Regions from separate parts of the Mus musculus genome. Here region 2 is linked to region 1. Evidence: chromatin loops called from intact Hi-C (ENCODE). Cell type or tissue: heart. All regions are shown on one strand.

Region 1 (8,000 bases):
CCTCCTACTCCTGGTGTCCTCTTTCCTCTTAGTCCAGTTGTCTTTCTACTCCAGGTGCCCACCTACTCCTGGTGTTCTGGGTCAGGCTTGTCTCTTAGCTCCGTGATAGGGAGAGTAACAAATATTATGTTGCTAAAAATGTCTTTGAGAACAGCTGGGAAGTAAACAACTTCCAATATGTTATTATTGTTTATCCCATGGTAAAGAAGCACCCGTAGAGGAGATGGGAAGCCAGAAGATCAGTCATAGGGAGCTCGTCCTTGGAGAGAAAGCTCAACCTGGAACTCCAGATGACTGCCTGGGCCTCCCCTACTAATTCCTACTGGGTCTTTAAGTTCCCAATTGAATCACACTACCTTTTGTTTGCTCTCTTTATTAGACTTCTGTGGTCATCTCTGTTGGCCATGGTGGATGCCCATTTTGATGATGTTTCGCTGTCCATCTACTGCTTCCTTCAATCTGATGCTTGGTATTGTTCTGTCCCTATTTGCTTGTTATATACTTAATAAACCTGTGCAGTCCAAACTGAAAATATGGTTGTCCCTATTGTTCTCTGAGCCGTACAGAACAATACTCTGTGGATCCCTGTTCTATTACAGCCCCACTTACTTCCTCATTTTTTTAACACTAATATGGGAAACTGCCAGTGCATTTTTATTTGCAATTGGATTTACCTGATGCACTTTTGTAAGTGAGCATGCTTGCCTGGTTAAATGTAGCCTGTGAAGGAACTGGGCTACACTCTTGCTTGTGACCCTTTCTTACTGATGGTGATGGTGCTGTGACAAAAATGCTTGACAAAAACAATTTAGGAGAGGAAAGATTTCTTTTGGCTTGTGATGTCAGTCCATCATGGAAGAGAAGGCATGGCACCTGGAGTGGCTCCTGTCTGTGGCAGTGAAAGCATGAGGCAGCCTGTCACATCACAGTGGCAGGTAGGAGGCCAGACAGTGGGAGCATCTGGCTCCTAAAGGCCTGCAGTGACCCATGGCCATGTCTCCCATCCCCCAAAGCTCCACACTCCTCAAGAACAGCATCACCCACCAGATGAGGTGCTCTAATACAGGAGCCTTGAAGGAACATTTCCCAGGCACAATGCTCTAAGAAGAATGCTGTTAGCCTACTGTTGGCATCTGCCACCATTTTGAGCAGTGATTCTCAACATGTGGGTCACAACCCCTTGAGTGCGAGGTTGAATGACCCTTTCCCGTGGGTCACCTAAGATCATTGGAAGAAACAGATATGTTCTTATAATTCATAAGAACAGCAAAATTACAGTTATGAAATAGCAATGAAAATAACTTTATGGTTGGGGGGTCACCACAACATGAGAACCTTTATTAAAGAGTTACAGCATTAGGAAGGTTGAGGCCCACTGATTTAGAGGTTTATGTGATCAAAGCTATCATTTTTAATCTGAGTTTTATTTACTATTTTGATAATATTACTTATGTTATTTTTTAACATTTTGAGAGACTTTTCCCATTCTAAACAACATAAATGTTTCCCCTTTTTCTGTTTTGTATATATTTATTATGCTGAAAAAAATTAGACATGAATTCCCCTAGTGTATATAATGTTTGTCTTGGGAATGGAATGGCTTTTATTGGTTTTTTTTGGTCTCTCCCAAAGGAAAGTTCACTTGTTTTCTTCAGATAGGAACTCACTCTATGGCTCAGGCTTGCCTTGGAGGTGATATTCTCCTGCCTCCGTTCTGTGAGTGCTGGGATTACATGTTGGCACCGCCACATGTAGCCTGGATAGTTGACATACTTTGCAATTAAAAAAAAAATCATTAAAAACATGAATAGGTTTAGCTACAAAACTTCTAAAACTTCACACCTGGAGAGCAAGCAGGAAAACTATAATGAAAAAAGCAAAGCATAAAACAGTCTCTACAAGCCAGTTACCCTGCTTAGCAATACAAGAGTGCATATAACAGGAATCACTGCTGGCTCACACAGTCCACATGTGGGGTCTGGGAATGTGAAAGCCTGATGTGTGTGTGTGTGTGTGTGTGTGTGTGTGTGTGTGTGTGTCTCAGGGAGGCAGAGGCAGTGGGTAGGCAGTAGGTCAGAGGTCAGGAGTCTGGTAAGAGCTGGAAGCCCATGTTGTGTCTCTGGCTGGGCCAGTGGTTCTCTCTTAGGCTCTGGGCTACTGTGCAGAGCATGTCCAGAACTGACGCTGCAGTGAAACCACCAATGCATCGCAGGTCGCACGCTACCAGAAATGCCTCAGAGTCCTTGTCTGTCTGATTTTGAATGAAATGTTTGCTTGTGAATGTTTGGGAAACTTTTATTGTTACCTAAGTCTTCATGGCCCCTTTCAGAGTCATGATCCCCCATCCAAGGAGCTGGGCTCTGAGGCCTATCATAGCAAGGCTTCCGTCTCTGATTAAGACATGGTAAGTGCAATATTTGAGTGGATTCTTGAACAAATTAAACGAAAGAAACACATTGAGGCCCCTCTTTCCCCAGTACCTGCACATAGAAGGTCTTTCCCCGTGGAGTGTGGGCTGTCCAGCTGATGAAGCAGTCAAGCCTTGGCCCCCACCACGCAGGAGCACCTTTCCCCTGGTATTTGAGCTGCATGGGTAGAAACTGTGGGAATTCCAAAACAAATTAGCTCCTTAGCTTTCAAGCATTAAAAAAGGAGCCAAATATAATAATGAATTTATAGAACATTCTGGTAAACACACCATGCCACACCCCCTCCTTTCATAAACTGCCTGTCATAGCACCTCCCAGAAATAAGGGCAGTGACCATCATATTATGAACATAGCATTCCAATTAGTACTCAGCTAATTCCACAGGGTACTGCATATGGCATGATGACAGAGCATTCCCACCGTGACATAGGTGCACAACTCTGGCAAAGGTGGCATGTGTAACTCTTACTATTGTTTAGTTTGCTTCTTACTGAGCTGTGCCGCAGAAGGTAATTTACATGGCCGTCCTCAGTGGCGCCATTTTAAAAGCACTTTAATGGAGTACACCCTTACCAACTTAGGTATCCATCAAAGCCCGTCTCCCAGCACACCGGAATTTCTCACAATGCATACTTGGCTCAGCTGTGAGTTCACTGAAGACTGACGCCATATGCTGGTCTGTCCCTGACCCTAGCTCAGAGCTTACTATGAAATAATATTAGTGGTTAGTAATTACTAGGCAGTTAGTATGCTCTAGATTCCTTAAAGGGCCTCTTAAATCAATGGGCGTGGTAGCAGCAAGCATGCCCTGTGTCTAGACCTGAGCTTTGGACAGTATTCTCTGAGGAGGAAGCCAGGGCTTCTTGGAAGAGTATGTGGTATGTGCTCAGGGCTGGAGAAGAAAATAAATTAAGTGTAAGGGCTGGAGAGATGGCTCAGGAGTTAAGAGTATGTACTGCTCTTGCAGAGGACCTAAGTTCAGTTCTCAACACCCATGTTGGATGACTAACAACTACCTTTGACTCCAGCTCCAAGGAAATCTTATGCAATTTGGCCTCTGTGGGTTCCCACACTCACATGCACACACATCCACACTCACATGCACACACACCCCCACACTCACATGCACACACCCCCACACTCACATGCACACACACCCACACTCACATGCACACACACCCACACTCACATGCACACACACCTACACTCACATGCACACACACACTCACATGCACACCCACCCACACTCACATGCACACACACCCACACTCACATGCACACACACACACTCACATGCACACACACCCACACTCACATGTACACACACCCACACTCACATGCACACACACCCACATTCACATGCACATACACCCACACTCACATGCACACACGCCCACTCACATGCACACACACCCACTCACACTCACATGCACACACACTCACATGCACACACATCCACACTCACATGCACACATACCCACACTCACATGCACACACACACACACTCACATGCACACACACACACTCCCAAGCACACACACCCACACTCACATCCACACACACACTCACATGCACACACACCACACTCACATCCACACACACACTCACATGCACACCCACATTCACACGCACACACACACACACACACACACACACACACACACACACACACTTAATAATAATAAAAAAATATATAACTTACATCCACACCTCATTTAAATGTCCAGGGAGTTCCTGTATTTTGATTGTCTTCCTCTGAAGTCATAAATGGTAGCAGCTGAAGAGCTTGGCCCAAGTCCCCAAGAGAGCAGGCAGCTAAGCCAGGACTGAGTAAATAGGTGACACTGGAACCTTCCCTTGCAGATAACCTCAAGGTTTGCTCAGGTAAGTAAGAGGCGAGGGCCTGGGCTCTCTGCACAGCCAGTTTATTATATTCCAACTTGCCTGGATTCTACACAGCCCATAGAAATCCACTGAGCTCCCCAGAAAGCAGCAATGTGGAACAGAGGAAATGAAGCTGTTTTCTTCCTCAAATTAATATAGAACAATGAGGGACTTAATCATACTTTGGGTTTCACAGTTTCTCTAGTTGCCATAGTAACCCAGAAGAGACATTTAAAAGTACATTTTGTTTGACCTTGTTCTATTTGATGGATGGATGTGAAGCAGTCTAGTTCAGGCAATGTGTATGGCGTCCATTCCGGGGCTGGCCACCAGAGGGCGAGCAGTGTCCTTTGCCAAGCTTTCAGGCTAGTGGGACTCTGAGAAGGATGGTTTTAGAACATGTAGGGACCATGAACAAGCCAGAGCTAGTCTTGTCATCCTGCTTTTAGGGCAAGCCATTTTCCTTGTGATCTCCTTTGAAGCACACATCAAGGATGTCCACTGCACCAGATTCTTGGAGACTTAGCCATCCTGGGTTTGACTGGGCTTTGTCAAGGCTGTGGGCATCTCCTGCAGGCAGTTAGTGCTCTGTCCTTGCTAGCCTGTGGTCAGGACCACTAGAAGGGGCATGCAGGGTGGGTGCGGCCTGCTGCTATCGAATAAACTCTTCCTAGCAGGTCCTGTGTGTGCCTCTTACCAGAGCCTTTCTTGGCTTGGGTTTGGGCTACTGTGTCTGAGGAGAGTCTGGGTTCCTCCAAAGTACTCTAGGGAAATACAGCTTTGTGATGAGATCCTAAGGATGGAACAGGGCCCCCAATGAGCTTCCGTTTTGCTATTTCCCTAAAATCCAGTCTTGGTGGCTTCAGTTTCTTCTGTCGTATAAAGAGGCCACCATTCTGTTTACAGAAAGGCCTGTCTAAGAAGGTGTGTTTTCGGGAAAGGGTCCCTTCCCTAACCTGGTCATTTCTTTATTATTGGCTCTTCTGTAAGATCCCTTGTGGTGACCCTGACCCCTTCCCTCTTCCTCACCTCCCTGCTCTAATGGGCGGTGCCTTCGAGCTCTTCCTCATTGGGCAGGATCAGCGACAGACACTTGACACTATAGCCTCACTTTCCCACAAGGCATTTTAGTGGATAGCCACTGTGCTTATTCACAGTGAGGCCACGAGTCCATTAAACAGTTATCTCACCACTGAGGGTTTCCACAGTTTGGTATTCCATTCTTGACCTCCCATTTGTCCCCTCTCTAGGTAGCTTTGCCTGTCTGCCTGCCTGGCTTCCTGGCCCTTTGCCTTCCTCTTCTGTCCTCTAGGGGGCCTTCCTGAACCTTCAGTTTGGCAATTGCCTCTCCAGAGGGCCACACTCCTTCAGAAGTTCCACAGGCTCATCTCAGGCTACAGCAGCCTGGACAGGAACAAAGACAGTTGGATAGAAGCACAACAAGATGTCACCTGGAGTCAGCCATCTCAGGAAAGCATGACATCCAGCCGACCATGCCTCCCCAGGTCTGCCCAGCCTCAGTGGTTACTGGATCCATGTAGCCCTATGGCTGGGGGCAGGCAGGAGGTCCCGGTTCTGTGGTGGGAAAAGCTGTGAGTCCCCCATCATAGCTTGTCTAGCCCTTTCTACTCTCAGCCTTCTGTACCTGGCTCCCTGCCACCATGGTCCAGGCGGCAGGCAACTCACAGCCTAGGGAGGAAGAGGGAACACATACAGAATTGGCCCTGAGACATGTGCCTTCCCAAGGACCAATGCTGGCACGATTAGATATCTGTAGGAGTTTTATGTTTCAGTGCTTAACACTAACCATCCATCAATATTGGCATTCCGTGTTGATAGATCTGTGCTGTGTGCAGGTGGTCAAGTAGGGAACAGCCTACGGGTGGCCAAAATTTAAAGACCCCCAGGTGTTTGGATTGGAGAAGAAATGCTCCTGGGCAACTTAGCTTCAAAGGTTTCTTTAGAAAGTAAGATTTATTAAGATTTACGAGCCAGCTGCAGTGATGAGATGGTGTATTAAAGTCCTTAAGAATAGAACCAGCACTGCCCAGTGATCTTGCCATCCACTATTCTATTTGTGAGCTGGTGCCCCCTCTCTCTGTGCCATTAGAAACAATGATTTGCTCTGCACGAGTTGATTGCTCTGTAATACTGTTCAAGAGAAGCAGAGTGGCCAGTTTGAAGGTCTAATTTACTCATTCCAGCAATGGTCTAGGTTGTAGTTCCTGTAAGGGCCACTAGGTGGCGTACTCCAAGGCTGCGGTATAGCCCGAGCGCCAGGGAAGAGATGGTTTCCTCTGATAGGTGACTGGCCTGCTCTGGGCAATGGGACAGCGAGGTTTAGCCCTTGGAGGATTTGGGGAGAGCAGTGCCAGGCTTTATCTCTAGACTGGGAGGGCGTTTACTTTTGGCTCAAGCATTGCAGGCCCAGGCTATTACATAGGTATGAGAAAGATCTGCAAGAGGTGGCCGTATGGCTGGTTACCTGGAGACACCTAAGTGGTTTCCCAGGAGCAGGTGAATCTTGGCCTGCTTTTTTTTTTTTTTTTTAATTTTGGACAGGGTTTCTCTGTCTCATTCTGGCTGCCTTGGAACTCTGTCGTCAGGCTGACCTTGAATTTAGAGATCTGCTTGCCTCTGCCTCCTGAGTGCTAGGATTAAAGGTGTGCGCAAACCTGGCTATTCCTGCTTGTTCAAACAGGAACTGTGGTATTGCTGGAATTGGGGTAGGCCCTGCTGAGCTGGTGGTTGGCGGGGATACATAAGAAGCCATTTATTTTCCCAGGGGTCTGGTTGAAGGGTGTACTTCCTGAGTGACAGCATCGTCTCTCTCTACTCCTGTATCTTCTGTCATTTCCTCTATACAGGGACATAGATGACCCACAAGAGAGCAAGGTTTATTTTGTCTTCTAAAATTCAGCCCAGAATTTGAGAATGAGTGCAGTGTGTCAGGCAAGCATTGTAAACACACACACACACACACACACACACACACACACACACACACGACAGACATTACTATAGTTGGCCTTGGCCCATGGTATCTCCACACTGTCCTGGAGCAGGGACCTTTAATCCTGCTCTATTTAAAGCACGGAGGGAAAGGATCCTGAATTCTTGTTTTTGTCCAGAGAGAGGATGTTCCCTTCCTGATCTCTCCATCCAGAGCCTCATTCCAAATGAAGTAATTCTTCAGAGATATCTTGGAGCCTTGCTTTGTTGTTGCTGAGGCCGGTGGGACAGTGCAGGCTCTGCTAAAGACTGAGAAGAGGCTGTGGGCCGGGCGACTTCCAGAGCCTTGGCTGAGTCTGGCCTGACACTAGGAGAGACTGGGGGTGTCGGGTGGGAAGGGATGGTGGCTTGGATTAGTTTCTTGACACATTCTCTGGGGGTTTTAGCCTGCATACAAGCACCCACTCCTCTCCTGGGAACCTACAAGCCGCTCTTGTTGTTACTTTGTGATCTGATGCAGGCTCTCTGAGTAGGGACAGGAACTGACATTCACTTGGAAGACACAGTCAGGGAGTCAGAGCACCTCAAACCTCAGCAAGAGGGAGGTGGCATTGTGTCACTTACCACCAGGAGGGACCAGTCACGGAAGTCGTGGTGTCAGAGGACAATGGCCATCTGCCGCCTCAAGCTTCCACCTAAAACCGCAGCATAATTATGGGCTTGCTCGTCATTTTC
Region 2 (8,000 bases), 1.5 Mb after region 1:
GTCTCCACCCTAGCCTGCTGCAGAGGAGCCTGGGTGGGCAGCCCCCACCCCATGCCACCCTCAGATTTTCGATTTGATAGGCAGCGAGGGACAGAGCACCTAGGCCAGAGGGTGGGGGAGGGGCTGCGGATCAAAATCCCTAGAGCCTTCCAAGAGTCTGGGAGCACCTCCCTCAGGAGCCTGCTCCACCCCTCTCAGTTCCTTGGACAATCAGGCAGCCAGAATCCAAAAGGGGAGTACGCAAGAGCTGGCTGGTACTTTGGAAGTTGCGCGGACGCGCTCTGGTCAGTGACCTAACCATTCTCCCAGACCTCTCCTAAAGGTCAGATGGGCGTCCAGGGACCTGGTTGGGAAGGACTCGACCTTTACGGTGGGCCCTGCGGTCCGCGACTGCGGCGGCGATCACTCCGGGCCCCGCGCCCAACGCGATTTGCACGGGTGGCCCTAGAGCTACCGCCGCCGCCGCCTCCTTGGAGGGTGGGAAGTATTCCTTTTGTGCGGATTTACGGGGAGAGGCTTCAATGAGCCCCCTCACATTTGCATTTAAATAGCAGCATCAAGCGCTTCGCGTGCCACACACCAGTGGGCTCCCAGATGTCAAGCCGGAGTCAGTCAGATGGCCAGTGCCCAGCTGTCCTCCCTATGTCGTGCCGGAGCAGGCAGTGACCTTAAAGAGACAGCGCTCACCGCTCCTGGAGCCCGACTCTGGGTCCCTCATGAGAGTCAACTCTTCAGCCTCTGTTTGTGGGCATCACCTAAAATCTGGAGGACGGTCCAAGCTCCCAGGACCTGCCTCCAGACTCACAGGGCACTATGTGTCCTGGCCGCAGCAGCACGCCATTAGGTTCTCCTCCCTGCCCACTCCCGGATCAGTATGCGCCAGGAAGACACTTCCCCACCCTCCTCCATTCCCTGCCCCCAACTCGGTGTGGAGCAGGGCCTGGAAGGGGGGGAGGGGTGACCTGGTTCTGGCTTCTGATCTACCCCCTTGAATTTTTCACTAAATTGTATCGCAGGGTACTAGGGATACAGGGCACCAGGTGCCACAGAGGCAGCACCTATCCGATGTCCGGGGTACCCTATATGTGTTCTTTCTTGCTCGACAGCCAACGCCGCAACCATCCTTCCAAAAGTAATAAACTTCATTTCCTGCGTTGAGAAGCCCTAGCCAGAAATTCCTGGAAGCAGCCGTGGGAGTATCAGAGGTACACAGGCTCCGGTGAGAGCTGCGCCTTCTAGGGGCACAGGGCTCCAGGCCCAGGTTACCTAGTTACGTCACTGGAGCCTTCGGTATTTTGAAGGGGTGAGGAGCAATGAGGCAAAGTCCCGCGATTTTGTGTCCACACCTCCAGAGCTTAGTTTCAGAAGCTGCCGGCCCTCCTCTCTTCGGTGCCCCGGGGTCGCTGGGCCTTGAGCCTTTCTCCAACCTCCAGGATCATCGCAGGCAGGGGTTTGCAAGGAACTTCGAAAGGGAGAGCAGGGCTGGTTCTATGCCTTGGGGTTGGAGGCCCGAAAAGCTGGGAGAGGAGCACTAAGATTTCTCGCACTATGAATGGGTGGAATTGCCTGACCGATTCAGTCCCTGGCCGAGGCCAGGGTTCTACCTGATGGCATAGGGTCACTTCAGTCAGTAAGCGGAAGAAATGTAAGGGCTCCGCACATGGGCAATTGCAACCTGTTTACCTGAGCAGCAAAGGAAGCTGGCCCAGGTTCGGTTCCTTTCTGGGACCAGAGAATATGCTTTCACCTCTCTCCAAGAGAAAATGTAAGCCAAATGGACCTTTGGCAACAGGAGCCAAGGCCAAGTTGGGCATCCCTGTGCCCTTGAAGATAAATAACTGAGCACCTAGTACCTGACACATGCGACGCAACAACCCGCACCTCTCCCCTGCCTTAAAGGGCAGGAAGCTCGGTGGGGTTCAAGAGAAAAACGTGAAAACTCAAGGGTCGTAGGTTCTGGTTTTCTGTGCCGCCTCCTCCCACAATATTTATTTTGCACAGTTAAGGTTCCTGAATCCCGACCCCGGGTACAGAAGAATTTTCTGAGTGAAAAACGTGTAGGCGCCTCCTGCGGAGGCGACCAAGTTTGACAAACAGCGCCTCCTGGGGTGGGGAGAGCGGAGTGCGCCGCAGCAGAAAGGAGAGCTAGAGCGCTCACCCGCCTCAGGACTGGTGGCCCCTTCCGCTCCTACTGGATCCCAGCATCTGGTTCCTGACTCTTGGACAGCCAACGCACCTAGGCCTTGCTGAACTGATAACCTCAAGGGCATGTAGAAAGCACCACTCGCCGCCGTCTAGTCCTAATTGCTGCCCACGTGCGCCTGCTTTCTGGAGCCACCCGGAACAGAATACGGGACACCTAGCCCGCGCTGCGAGCTCCACGCAAACTCCCTAGCTGGAGAGAAAGGTGCCAGCCAAGTGATCCCGCGGAAGCAGCAGACACGACCAGGAACTCGCTCAACTGTATCTCTGGGAAGCCCCAAGACTTCAAATGGAGCCCAAAAGAGCCTGTTGTGTGCCTGGGTTCCAACAGCGTGCAAAATTAGAAGGCAAACAGTTAATTATTGTCTCTCTGCCCTTACTTTTCCCTATCTCCTTCGGTCACTTTGGCTGACCCTACAGTTCGGAGTGAGTCCTGAGGACTCTTCAGACACACCGGGAATCCCAACTCAAACACGCGGAAGCTTGGGTTTCTCCCATCCCACCTTACAACCTTAAAGGTCGCCTCTCCGAGGGGGGGGGCACTTTGGAGGAGCAACGGAGCTCTGAAAGACAGCTGGTGTGTGGCGGGGTCTCTCAGACCCGAAAAGGAGCAGCGGTTTAGCAACAAGCTGGGATTTCCCTAGCTGCGTTCAGCGGTGCTCTAAAGGCGGTCCTGTTGGATGCCCCAGAACCAGCGCCTGGGACACGGAGTCCACACTGCCTGCCCGCGCCAATTTACAAAGCAAACTTTCCCTAGAGAAGTTTTTGGATCGAACAGCGCACAAAGTGCGCCAATCAACACTTAAACAGAACCAAACAGTACAAACACGGATCGATCAGATAATTTCAGATATTATAATTGGCTTTAATTAAACACACTGCGTTCTAATTAACTCTGAAATTTTAGCATGCTTTGGGACACTGGTGTCTGATTTGATATTGTCAGTCCAGATGTCCTAATAAAATTCAATCCTCCACTCAAGACTTCAATACTCTCTAAGAACAAAATGCAAATTAAATGTAAAACCTAAAGTATCGCCAAAGGTATAATCAAGAAAGGTGTCTCAAAACTTCTCACTTTTTATTACGCAGTAGTTTAAAAATGCAGATTACATCTTAACAAGACTCCTCCAGCAAGCCATAAATCTTAACTCTTTCCTGGACGCTGATGGGTGCCATGTTCTAGCCCTCGAAAGTTTGCCAGTAGAATTCCGTATTGAAACGCCAGTTAAAGGAGTTGGGAACGGGATGAGGGTGGACCCAGAAGGGTGGCCTTTGACAGCCATTGAGGGCATGCTCTCTTCCCCTTACTTTTCTCACTCCTTGCCCCATGCATGTTAACCCAGACGCTACACTGCCATCCCTGTGCGCAGATGGGTGAAGTGGGGTTTGAGTTAACCAGACCTACTCAGATGCTGGAACTGCGATGATGCCTAAGCTGAGAGGAAAAAGAAAGCTCACTGCCCCTGGGCAGATATGGTCAACTCTTCCACCTGGCAAGAACAAACCCTTTAGCTCACGGTCAGGGGGCTTCTACGGAGGAGTATTGGGTGGCGGGCAGCAACAGGATTGCTCCTCCAGGGAAGCCAGATGTGGGCCGTGAGACCGGGTATGCCTGTGGCGACACGCTCTGCAGCGACTACATTCTTTATCAACTCCGAGGGTCTGCTAAATTTTACGGACTAGAATGAGTCCTCCTAAAAGAAAGCTATTCCCACATTAAACGTGTGTATGTTTTCCATACTAATGGAGTCACTTAAAGCTGTTGCTAATTTAACTTTTTAAAAAGGCCACACTGATGTAATTTGCATTTTCTTTAGGATATTGAAATAAAGAGAAAACTGCTGGGCGGCGAGGCTGCCCAGGGCATAGCTAGGGGCCATGCAGAAATAAAAACAGATAAAGAAAAGAAGAAAGAAAGAAACCGACTTCTCTTCTAGACTATTAATAAGCAATTTGTCCCGCTGAAATTTACATTGCAAAGAGTAGAGCAGCGGCAGCCGCAGCGGCGGGGCCAGCACAGGCCCGGGCAGGGAACTCCACAGCACTGGTGGGGGCAGCCTTTGGGCGTCCGGCTCGCCCTCCCCAGCGGTCTAAGCGCTTTTGAAGTTGGTGTTCTTGCCACCGATCCGAAGACCCTCGGCCAACAGGGTCTCTTTACGCCACTGTCAGCAGGCTCTTGCCTTTGCAGAAAGAGGAGGCTACCTGTGCCAGCGCCACCCCAAATGGGGACTCACTCGGAGGGTAATGGGTGGAGGAGTCCCTGGGAAATGACACTTTGCCCAGGGACCCCTGGACCTGAGGATCCCTAGCTCTACAACTACTGGCCAGTCCTTAAACTAGAGGGAAAATAATAAGGGTCATTTGGGTTTTCCTGCTTGGCCAAGCTGCTTCTACGGTTCAAGTGAACTGCGAGTGTGGAGCTTGTGTCGCCCACCCCCGCCACTGCCCCGCCCGCGCGCCGCCCGGTGGAGCGGCGACTGGCGAGTCTAGCGTGGGGCCAGGGCGCCATCTACGGGCGCTGCGCGGCTCAGGCCGCCGACGCCCTCGCCTCAGAGCCCACTCCACCTCCTGCCGCCGGCGGGGCCCGCGCTCGCCCGCGCCTGCATCGCGAGGCCTGCCACTTATCACAATTACCCGACGCTCCCGTGCCTTTTTGCTTATCAAACATTGCTTGCGAGTGATGCCAAGTTTTAGACAGTAGATTAAAACTTTCCAAATGAAGGCGCTCTCCTGCCTGCGATTTTTAGGGGCGAGATTAATAAAAGACACGAAATGTAAGGATAACACAATTTGATTTGTTAGTCTAACTCCGCGATTTGAGACTTGATGTCCCCAAAGACCAGGCGAGCTTTTCCCCTTTATTTATTTTTATTAAAACATCAATCTGCGCTGGAGCTGGGTGAACTCGGTTTCACCTGGAGAACATAAAATTCTCCATACCCGAGAAATAAGCACCTTTCATAAATCAATGGTATTCCTGACACATCGATCAATTTGGGGTTGTTAATCCGAAAGCAGGAGTTTTAATTGCTTCCCGCGCTCTCATCCAGGCACCGACACGCCCCCTCCTCTTCCCCGCCTTCTCCTCAAGGGTCTCACTTTTGCTGAGGCTGGGGGTGGAATAGGGATCGAAAAATCCGGGTACTTCAACTAAAGCCCCGAAACCTTGTTCTTCCCTCCATGGGGATCCTCGCTCGCCTTCCCGGGATCCTACCAGAGAAAGCCGAATGGTCACGCCACCCGAGCCGCCAAGCCTCCCTCAGTCTTCGCCCGCTGCCACCGCGCTCCCCGGCCCCACAAAAGTTCCCTGCGAGGCCAGACCCTCGCGCACCGAGGATCTGGCTCCGCATCCTGTGTCCCTCGCCCCGCCACACAGCACAGCCCACCCCTGCACCCTGCGGCCCTCCCTGGCGCCCAGGTCCCGCCGCCCGCGACGCGCGAAGTTCAACTTTGCGGGCTCTGCGGCCGCTTCGGGACCGCACTGGGGCGGGAGCCCCCGACGGGATCGCGCGGAGCAGAGCGCTTACCTGAGCCGCCGAGCCTCTACTCCGACGGGCGTGGCGGGCGCCGGGGCCGCGAGGTGCCAGCGTCGCCTGCGGCGGGCTGGAGGTGTGCTGCTCCGCGCCTCCCCACGTTCCCACCTCCGGCCCTCCGGGGAGAGCCCACGGGCCGGGCCGCGAGCGCGCCAGTGCGCACGCGCCGCGCTGCCTTCCACCGCGGGCGGTGGCGGCGACGCGGCGGGCGGGGGGTGCCGAGCAGGGAGCTAGAAGGTGCCCGAGGCGACCCCGCAGCCCGCCCGCCGCGGTGCCCCGGGGCCGCAGCTGCGTCCGAGCTAGCCGCCTGGGGGACAGGCCTCGGGGGAACCCCGAGGACCACGCACTGGGGACCCCCTCTGCCTGGAGTACTCTTTGCCAGGACTGGAGAGGTTCCTTCCTGCGGGGGGCCTAAGGGCAGCAGTAACCTGCCTTGACCCAGACAGTGCATTGGGCCCCCTCCCCCGCCCCCAAGGCGAACACCAAGTGGGTGGACACCTCTGCACTCGAGTCTAGACGCAGATCCCAGGACCCGGGTTGCTCTGCCAGCTCACTTCTGCTCTTTTAGGTAGTGTAGGTGAAGACAGCTCCCAGATGACTACTGCTAATTTAATGAGAGACACTCTGCTGAGCTGTTAGAGAGTCAAGAGGTTGTCCATAGAGAAAGCAAAACCAGGATTCCTTGGAAAGCCACGGGGGCGGTGGGGGGGGGGGGAACTACCTGGCCTCTAAGGTAGCCTTGCTTTTTTTTCCAGGACCATTTCTGCTGGTCTGAGCTTCAGCTACCCTCTGGGGGGCCAGACAACCCGACCATTCCCTCCTTCATCCACCTTTGAAGATGTCACACAGCAAATGACAAAGGTGGAAACTTTATTAGGCATCTGCAGCTACATCTTCAAGAAAAGGGGTCCACCATCCCTGACCTGTGAACCTGCCCTGAGGTTGTTGTATTGAGATGGCTTAGGTAACTGGCTCCTCTTCCTCTCTAATATATTTAATATATTCTGTCTGCTCCTTTCAACCCAAACTACGATACAAATCTCTGAATAAACAGTTTGGGGCACCCAGGTTGGTCTTTAATGGGAGCTCACACTTACCCATCTCCCCGCCCCCAGCCCAGTGCTTTAACCCCCTGTTTCTGTTCTCTACTCCTTATTTCAACCTTTTGTAATGAAAGTTGGTTGTGCTGAATCATGGAATCTTACTGGAAAAGAAAAGTTATTTTGGGCCATTTATTTAGTAAAAAGCACTCTGGAGAATGCAGCCCAGAAATGTGCTTTATTATGATAGCTTAATGTAAGACGAGAACTAAATAACGAATATTTCCCCTTTGTCATCTTCACTTGGGAATCATTTTTAATGCAAACCAGCATGAAGCCGTTTAGGCAATATACAATATTTTAAGACATAAAATTACCCATGTTTTTAGTAGCAGCTAACATGTATTGAACAGTATGGGCCAAGCATCCAAAGACAAACCCAAGCTCTTAGGAAAGGTATGGGGACATTCCCAAGAGGTTGAAGCTCCACACCTATTGTCTCATTATGATCATCATCGCTCTGACTGTGGCGTCAAGGGCCATAGGCCAGGGGTGTGCTTTCACTGTCTCCAAGTTGTAGGATTGTTTGGTTTGGGTGTTGTTTTTTACATTTATTTTTGTATTTGCGTGTGTATGTATATGTATGTGTTGACATATGTGTGCCACAGTGGACATAGAGGACAGCTTGCATGTGGGTCCCAAGGACGGAACAAAGTCAGGATTGGATGGTAAGTGCCTTTGCCCTCTAAGGCATCTTGCTGTCCTCTGCAAACTTCTCTCCAGGAGTTTGATAAGATGGTACAGAATAGCCAGCACCCCCTCGAGGTCAATTGTGGACATTCCTTTCCCAATCCTTCTCCTTCTTCTTCTTGTTTTCCCACACCTGGTCTCAGGCCACCCCTCTGTTTAGCCTTTCCCCTCCCCTCTCTTAGAGTCTGAAGTCCCTGGACTCTTCTTCTAACTGTGGTTCCTAGAAAAGGAGGCTACAGCTATACTTGTGGCTGGTCTTCAAGGAATATTGCTGACTAACTAGCCATGTGGACTGTGAACTCTGTTTGACACACACACACACACACAGAGAGAGAGAGAGAGAGAGAGAGAGAGAGAGAGAGAGAGAGAGGTTGCTCACTTGGGCACACCAAGGAGACCACAGATCTCTCTTCATTGCAAGCAACAGCACCAAGGTATCAGTTAATATAAACAAAAATAGTCCATTCCTGTA

Evidence for each region. A loop is a pair of places that touch in the nucleus more often than their neighbours do. Peaks named below come from ENCODE experiments on the same cell type or tissue, not always from the same donor. Only the 100,000 strongest peaks of a DNase experiment are listed, where the experiment ranks them.
Region 2: it touches region 1 in a loop (10-fold over the local background); 10 of 42 quality-filtered maps call a loop at or near these places.

The regions. Positions count from the first base shown.
Region 1 is chr7:135,786,531-135,794,530 of GRCm38, forward strand. No RefSeq gene overlaps it. Among named protein-coding and RNA genes, the nearest start is that of Gm36431, 26 kb to the right of the region's middle. In heart, CTCF peaks have their summits at 4,635 (motif pointing right) and 6,547 (motif pointing right); no DNase peak of the experiment used is centred here; H3K27ac peaks cover 843 bases.
Region 2 is chr7:137,316,955-137,324,954 of GRCm38, forward strand. It overlaps a transcript of Ebf3 not described here. Among named protein-coding and RNA genes, the nearest start is that of Ebf3, 6.5 kb to the left of the region's middle. In heart, a CTCF peak has its summit at 2,112; DNase peaks (open chromatin) are centred at 267, 887, 2,247 and 4,707; H3K4me3 peaks cover 4,826 bases; H3K27ac peaks cover 835 bases; H3K27me3 peaks cover 7,531 bases.